2 separate regions of the Homo sapiens genome follow, and region 1 is linked to region 2. Evidence: chromatin loops called from intact Hi-C (ENCODE). Cell type or tissue: Caco-2. All regions are shown on one strand. Links, peaks and the distances in the headings refer to the core of each region. The heading gives the core; the rest is flanking DNA.

Evidence for each region. Peaks named below come from ENCODE experiments on the same cell type or tissue, not always from the same donor. Only the 100,000 strongest peaks of a DNase experiment are listed, where the experiment ranks them.
Region 1: it touches region 2 in a loop (7-fold over the local background); 34 of 110 quality-filtered maps call a loop at or near these places.

The regions. Positions count from the first base shown.
Region 1 is chr7:148,482,824-148,487,221 of GRCh38, reverse strand. No RefSeq gene overlaps it. Among named protein-coding and RNA genes, the nearest start is that of C7orf33, 110 kb to the left of the region's middle. In Caco-2, for the core only: no CTCF peak of the experiment used is centred there; no DNase peak of the experiment used is centred there.
Region 2 is chr7:148,268,665-148,273,062 of GRCh38, reverse strand. The region is part of intron 21 of CNTNAP2 (contactin associated protein 2); the gene reads right to left. Among named protein-coding and RNA genes, the nearest start is that of C7orf33, 320 kb to the left of the region's middle. In Caco-2, for the core only: no CTCF peak of the experiment used is centred there; a DNase peak (open chromatin) is centred at 2,302.

The DNA of each region.
Region 1 (4,398 bases), core at 102-4,101, 210 kb before region 2:
CGGACCCCAGGCACTGACCCGGGGCCTGACCGCCTCCTCTTCCCACCCCCAGCTTTGTCTCTCACTGGGAGGGGGCTTGTGCGCATGCGTGTTGGCACCTCAGCCTGCACACTGAAGCTTCTAGGGCTGACCACACTTTCCCTTCCCATAAACCTTCACGCCTTGCTACCCTTTGGGTGATATGCTCAGGTCCTGGAAGCTGGCTTAGGACTGCTTGGGCAGGGAATTCCAGAGTTCCAGGAAGCTGGAGTGTGATCTAGGGGGATTGGTGAGGCATGGGCATGTTCCCTGATCTCTTCCTACTCCTTGCCTGGTGGGGAGATGACACCCGCGGCAGGGTGGGAAGGGAGGGGCTCTCCAAAGCGCAAGGCTAGGGAAAGGCCCCACTTCTGCAGCTTGAAAGTCAGTATGGTGGCCAGGCGCGGTGGCTCACCCCTGTAATGCCAGCACTTTGGGAGGCCGAGGTGGGCGGATCACAAGGTCAGGAGATTGAGACCATCCTGGCTAAGACGGTGAAATCCCGTCTCTACTAAAAATACAAAAAATTAGCTAGGCGTGGTGGCGGGTGCCTGTAGTCCCAGCTACTTGGGAGGCTGAGGCTGGAGAATGACGTGCACCCGGGAGGCGGAGCTTGCATTGAGCGGAGATGGCGCCACTGCACTCCAGCCTGGGCGACAGACTGAGACTCTGTCTCAAAAAAAAAAAAAAAAAAAAAAAAAAAAAGTCAGTATGGGCAGGAAGTCCTGGCTCTAAGCATATGATCAATTTCCGAGTTGCTTTCCAGAAAGATTAGACCAGTTTACCTGCCCATTTATTGAAGGGCTCCAGGTATCAAGAGAGTTTCCAGTGGTCTACTAGACACGTGACCTTGGGCAAGTTAAGCATCCTCTTCAGGACTCAGTTTCCCCATCTGTAAAACAACTTCTTTCTAGCTCTAACCTTCTCTGGCTCTCTGAAACCAAGCCCTGTGCTTTAGCCGTTCATGGCCTGAGTTTCTTAAACCTCCTTTAGTGTGTGGATGGGGGTCCCCCAGTGCTCTTATCCAAACACATATAGGTGCACACCATGGCTTGTCAGAATAACTTTCTACCAGACCAGGAGCTGGCACCCGGAACTACGCAGGTTTTCTTCCAGCTTCGGCAATCCATAACAATTTAAGAAAAACAGAGGCAGTTTGCTTGCAACAAGGGCAACTTTGCGTCCTCCTTTTAATTTTTCCTCTCCTTTAGCCATCTGTAATGAATATACGGCTATAAAACAAGGCAGTCACACCCTCTCTGGTTCCAGGAGCACTAAATCCTTAGCGCCTCTGTGGTTATCTAGAAGATTTTATTGCATTTCACTGCAAAGAGCTGCCCCATGTTTATCCTTTGCTTCACCTACCATTTTTATAACATAAAGGAGAGATTTATGTTCAAATCCGGGAACATTTTTAGCTGACTTGGAGCTACATATGTAGTGCTTTGTAAAGAAAGACTTTTAGTTTCCTGAAGATGGCACTGTAATTTTACTTCTGTTCACACATTTCATCACATATGGAAATTTACATTCTGCCTAGTATGTGTGCACAGAGATTCATTAAAGTGAAAAATATCTGATAATAACTGTGCACCAACAGAAATGCATATCATGGAGATGTAAAATTTATTATAAAAAATGTAGAAAGGGAACTCATGATCAAAAGTGAAAGTTAATGGCTTTGGCTTATAAGATGTTGTTTTTTGACACCCTCTTCCTAAAGGACACAGAGATGGATTCTGTAGAGATAAACTAAAGTTAAAATTAATCAAGTGATCAGAAAATAACCTAAGGAAACCCATTTTGCTATGTTTTCAGTTCTCTTGTCTGCCACCTTAATATCATTTAGGCAAAGTCTGAATCAAATAAGTGATTTAATCAATGAGTATTTACGGTGTATTAATTCTCAGACATAGTGACTGAAATCTCAGTTGAACCTGAATGTCCTGATAATCTCTGCCCAGGAAGAGTGGGTGACTCTTCCCAAAAGGACCACATCCTACCTCTCCAAAGACTCATATGACAACCCAAAGATCTGCCAGCCTGCCTTCAGACTTTGGTGGAGTTGTGATACTTAGGCTGCAAATTCCAGGGACAGAACTGACCCCTGTTCCAGTGGAAAACAGAGTGGCTGGTGGCTTTGAGCAGCTGGGTGCTTTGGAGCCTGCCCTCAACTCTCTCACGCCAGGTGCGGTGGGAGCCTGCCAGAGCCCAGCCTCCATCCTCCACCAAAAAAGACCTCATGCCTGTGAAAGAAAGTGCCCTTTCCCAGTAATTTTCAAACTTATCTAGGTGACAGAACAACTTGCAAGTTTTGAGCTCCTTGGACAGGGGAGAAGAACATCATCATACCAATATATTAAAACTAATGTAATTAGAGGAGTTTGTGCTTAAATGAGATAATATCTTGTCCTACATTGCAAAATAGAGAATGCAATGGTTATTTTCTGTGTCAATTTGACTGGGCTAAGGAATGCCCAGAGAGCCAGTAAAATACTGCTTCTGGGTGTGTCTGTGAGGGTGTTTCTGGAAGAGATCAGTGTTTGAATTGGTAGGCTGAGTACAGAAGGTCAACTCTTACCAATGCAGGTGGGCACCATTCTATCCACCGAGGGCCTAACTAGAACAAAAAGCGGAGGGGGAGTGCACTTTCTCCCTGCTGAGCTGAGACGTTCATTTTCTCCTTCCCTTAGACATCCCCACTCCTGGTTGCTGGGCCTGCAAACTCCTTCAAAACTTAGACCATTGGCTCCCCCGGTTCTCAGGCCTGCGGGTTTGGACTGGAACTTCACCACTGGCTGTCCTGGGTGCAAATGGCAGATTAGGGGACTTCTCAGCTTCTGTAATCACGTGAACCAGTCCTTGTAATAAATCTCTTTCTATATATCTCTCTCTATACCATTGGTCCTGTTTCTCCAGAGAACCCAGACTAATACACACTCTTTTACAGCAGTGTTATTTCTGCTTCACTAATGAGGCAACGGAGGCTCCCAGGAGCGGTTCCGTGGCTGGCACTCAGTGCTTTACTGTGGCTGGTGTGATCCCAAGGGACAAAGCTGCTGTCAGCCGCTTGCACCAGGCACAGGGCACGGGACCTGGATAGTGGGTGCTGTCTACACATGACTCCCCACGTGCACGCTCACAGTGCCGTCCCCCCAGCAGGCTTCATCTCTCAATGTGAGCCCTGGTGGGCACTGGAGTCTTCTCATGTATTTTGGCATCCTCCAGCAGGCTAGCAAAATGCTTTTTAACTCAAGAAATATTCAAAAAACGATTCTTGAATTGGGTTGAAGGAACTCATTTTGCACTCTGTGAACAAGCAAGATATGACAGCTGGCCTCCTAGGTGACACTGCATGCCAGGACCTGTTCTAGATTTCCTCAGAACTTTGCCTGGTACACAATCCTGAGATAACATTATCAGAACGAAAGGGAGGGATGGAAGAAAGGCTGGCTATACTCCCAGGACCAGGACCAGGAGGAGGCAAGGGGGAGCCAGGGCCAACACCCAAGGAGGAGGCGCCGGCCCTCAGGCGCCGCCTCTGCACTAGTACGACCCTGAGCTCCAGCGCCTCCCTGGATTGGTGCCCTAGGCCCTGGTTTTGCCTGCCACCCCCTGGTCCTGGCCCTGGCTATATCCAGAGTGACACAGGGATGGAGAAGACCGTTGCAAAGCATGGCCTGAGTGTGTATTCCCTGAATGTTCCCTCACATCTCCTGAGTGTGTGTTCCCTTCCGACAGCTGAGGATCACTTCCGCAGGCCTCTCCCAGGCTCTGCGGTGAACCTCTCCCCGGCCTCCAGCTTCTGGGTGGTGCGCAGGGCAGGTGTGTAATCACCCCAAGGTGATGATTTGGCTCAAGTCTTCTTGAAGTATTCCAAATGCCCCTCCCTTACCCCATCAACAGCACCAAGCACTTTCCTAGAATGTTGCTCCAGAGCAATTGCCCTTGCTTCCACTTCTCTAAAGAACCATTACATGTGAAGCTGCTGGAAGGCAGCCACACCCTTCATGCAAGTGAATCTTGGAAAGGATGTCAAGAGGAATATGTGAATTGCAGGCTTCAAAAGTTAAGCAGGGTTGAGTGTGGTGGCTCACGCCTGTAATCCCAGTACTTTGGGAGGCCGAGGTGGGTGGATCACATGAGGTCAGGAGTTTGAGACCAGCCTGGCCAACATGGTGAAACTCTGTCTCTGCTAAAAATACAAACATTAGCTGGGCGTGGTGGTGGGCGCCTGTAATCTCAGCTACTTGGGAGGCTGAGGCAGGAGAATTGCTTAAGTCCAGGAGATGGAGGTTGCAGTGAGCCGAGATCCTGCCATTGCACGCCAGCCTGGGCAACAAGAGCAAAACTCCGTCTCAAAAAAAAAAAAGCAGCATT
Region 2 (4,398 bases), core at 308-4,307:
GGAAGTTCTTTCTTATATGGAGCTGAGATTTTCCTCTTCATATCTTCTGCTTTTGGTCCATGTCAGTCTTGCTGAGTAAGCCTCAACTAAGTCTAATCCACCCTGCATGTGGCAGTTACCAAAGACTGAAAATTGATTCTCTCGTCTCTCAAATCATATTTTTTTCTGATCAGACATTCCCAGGTCTTCTGACATTTCCTTTACGGGTCTTGTGTTTATCTGGTTTTCTCCTCAGATGACTAATACCCTCGCTCTGGACATGATTCTCATACTAGTGTGGCTCAGAATCACATTCATTTAAGAATCCATCACCATGTAACATTGCTTGTACCAGACTTTCCATCAAACCAATTTCCTAAGTTTTTTCATGATGCTGGGGGTCTCCCATCTTCTATTTAGGTGATTGTATATATTTTTTTTATCTAAGTGCTGCAATTAAGTTTATTTCTATTACATTTCATCTTATTATTTTTATCCCATCTTTCTAGCCTGTCAAGATGGTTTTGAAATGCTTTTTATAATCCATCATATTAAACCATCCCTCTCAGCTTCGTGACATTTGCAAACTTAATAAACATGCTACTTGTGTCTTTCTCCAAGGCATTAATAGAGATGTTGAAAAGGACATGAGCAAACAGAACACCCCACTTTCGGCTTCAAGTTATATTTCTCTTCCTTGAAGATTTCTTGAGAGACCATTAAATTTGTTGCTGAAAGATAAAGTCTATGACATCACTCGGCTGGTAAAAGATGGATGGATATGAGGGATGAAAGATGGACATAACTATGTCTAGTGAGATTTCTCCTTTGTGAACCTTTGCTGATTGCTAGTGATTCTGAATTCCTTCTAGAAGCATTCAGAATTATGTAAGAATCCGTTCTAAAAGTTTGCTGTTGGTTGGCAGTGATCACACTACTATTTCTTGAATATATATCCTCCATCCCCTTTATAAAGATCACACTTGTCCTTGATTAGGTAGCCTTTCTTTCATCCTTTTTCTGTGTCCCTTTTTGAGGAGTGCTCATCAAAGAGCTCAGTGTGAAGTCATTTTAGGTATTTAGAGCCATCTTCTTCTCTTTCTTTTATAGAATCAGTTTCTGAGTAGCAGAAACTGATCCTATAAAAGTAAAGCAACAACTTTGGAGCATGAAACTCCAGGGGGTTTCAAAACCTGGCCGGAGTACATATCAGTTGCAAGTTCAATACTGTATGTCTGTACAGATGGATTTTTACACAACTGGGGAATGCAAATGGGTTGTCTCTCACTGAAGTATATGTTGTTTTCAAAGAGACATTTAAGCATATTCCTGCCCCTGTGAAATGATCAAATATCAAAGGAGTATTGGCTTGAAGGGGTGGCCAGTGATTAGCTTCTCAAGCACTTACATGTCTTCTTGGGGTCTTCACTGAGACTCCTTCAATTTTATTAACAGAATTTTAGCTTCAGAGTAGCAAGAACCTCGTCCTTGCTTCCTCACCATTCTGGAAGGTGCAGGTGTCATCAGGAAGCAAAGCATAGGTCTTAGGTCACAAATCACGCTTTTCAAATCTCAGCGTCACCGCTGACTCGCTGAGTAGCTTGAAGCCTGTGGTTTTCAACTGGGGTGGTAATTTTTCCCTCCTGGGGAACATTTAGCAATGTTAGAAGACATTTTTGGTTGTCACAACTTGGGGTGCTACTTATATCTAGTGGGTAAAGGCCAGGGAGAATGCTAAACATTCTGCAATGAACAAGACAGCCCCATAATAAAGAATTTTCTGATCCAAAATGTCAATAGTTCTGCTGTTGGGAAACCCCACTTTAAGAAGAAAACTTAATAGTTTTGAGCCTTAGCTCCTTATTCTATACAACGAGGGTAACAATGGTCTGTGGTGTTGTGAGAAACGCAGACAGTATTGTACTTACAGCATATAGCATAATAACCGGCATGTAGCTAGCATCAAAAATGGTAATTATTTATGTATTAGGCATTGTGTTGTGTATGTCTTAAGACGTTATTAGCTTAATATTAAAAGAGTAGTTCATTTACTCCACAAGTATTTTTTGAGCCCTTTCTGTATACTAGGCACTGATCAGCCTGCTGTAAATAGATTAGTTTCAAAAAAAGTCTCTGCCTTCTGCCCTCAGGGAGTTAACAACCTGCAAGTAGGCATTTGTGTTCCCCATTTTGCAAAGGAGAGAACCTAGGCTCTGAGAGGTTCAACTAAGAAAGCAACATGGTCAAGATTTCAATGCTAACAGAGGTAGAACTGGATTCCAGTCTAACAAGCTCTGCCTGATTCCGAAGTCCACATTCTTTCTACTTCATGATCGTCAGATGCCTACTTTTAGGCTGTGAGATATGTGAGGATTGCAGCTCTCACCTCTGTGCGAATCTTACTGATTCTGTTAGGATGATCATCCATACCCTTTCACCCTGCAGTATACGTCTACAATGATATCTTTCTGTTTCCTTCCCCTTTTACTCTTTATTAATTCAACAAATATTTATTGAGCACTTGCTCCTTGTTAGTATATGGTGGAACTATGAGATGCTTTCTTGGTCTGCAGGGAGGTCACAGGCTTGTAGGGATGAGAGATAATCTCCACTAGAAGTCAGTGCACCAAGGACCCATTGCTGGAGCCCTAACTACTCTCACCTGCATAACACCATTTCCATCTTGGAATTGTGGACCTCCTTACAGGTATTTATGTGTACTTTCTGTAACTCACTGCCACATGCACAGTTACCTAGTTTGTGTATGCAGCAACATTTTTCTTGGGTGTACAAAAAATACAGGGTGTAACCTTCATGTATCTGAGGCTCATGGTACACTTTTAGCTTTGCACAGATTGATGTCAAGGTACATTCTTAGTTGTAGAAAATGTGGCCTTTATGATGTTATTTGTTCACGACCTTGAAGGTCCATGCCATACAGTATATTGGAATTGTGCTGAAATGTGAACTAGTTACATGACCTGGAAAACAGAGGAACCAGAGAATATTACTCATAGTGACAGAACCTAGAAATCATCCAACATTCCCATCAAAATTTGACTTTGCAGGTTCCACAAAGTAATAAAAAGTCTATTATTTTCGGGTATGTTTATAGTTGATGTTACTTTACGAATATCATAGTGTAGTATCTTTAGGAACATCACCATATCATAGTGTAGCGTTTGTTTTGATGGAATCATATGGTTCTGAAGGAGCACTTAACATTTTAAAGTATTCTCAACTGAACCGTGGGAGTACCTCTGGTAGAAAGCGGGTACTCACCAAAGTCTCAGATCCATGACTCATGAATGCCAAGGCCCTACTCCACTAAACAGCCACTTTTTGTTGCTAACTGATGGCATCGCTCAACTTTCAAATACATCCCTCTTCTGGAGCTTCACCATGAATGACAAGATTGTTTGACCCACTTAAGAGTCTGGACTGTCTTCAGAGAGACCTCGCTTCCAAACTCTGCTTTGCCAGTATTAGTTGAGTAACTTTTGTCAAATTGACCTTCTTCTGCTTCAGTTTTCTCATCTGCAAAATGAGGTTCATAATCAGGGATCTCATTTCATTGGATTGTTGTGACGTTTGTTTCTTATATTTACACGTGTAACATGTGATGTCACAAAGTCTCTTCTTGTTCACAGAACATAAAAGTGGTGATAAGATCTGTAAAAATACATCAACTATAGAAAGTGTTGGAGAAAATTCAGATAAGGACATCAGGGTGAGGTAATCCAAAGCTAGATTTGAGACTGTGCCTGAGTGCTGTTTTCAGGATGCAAAGGATTAAGCAGAAGCTATTTAATTATCTTTCATATCGTACAATATCTAAGGCTCAGTGATCAATACATGTTAGCCCTCTTTTGTTTTCCAGTTCCACCCTTTGATTTATCACTTGCCACTCCCCACTGTCTTGTTCACCAGGTGTGTGGTCTTGGGCTTCATGCACACACCTGCTTTCCCCCTCTCTTCTGGATGCCTCCCTCTCCAGCCGGACTGGTGTGTTCCTGGTTCTAAACCCAGGAATCCTTTTTGTTCTTGACCACTTCCTGGCACAAGATATAGGCTTTATCCCTTACCTGGACAGCCTCAGCATTTATCACCTGCCCAATCTTTCCTCTCTGTCTTTCTCTTTGCATTCTAGATTAACTGCCACAGGGATTACAGCACAGTAAAGAGCTCCCTTGGTGTCTGATTGCCTGAGTTCAAATTTTGGTTCTGCCACTGATTAGCCAGGTGGCCCGGTTATTTAATCTCTTCATGGTTCAGTTTTCTCATCTAAAAAGTGGAGATCATAATCTTAACTACCTCATACAATTGTGACGAAGATTGAATGGGCTAATATCTGTCAAGTGCTTAAACTGGAGCCTGGCCTACAGTAAATCTTACATAAGTGCACATTATTATTATTAT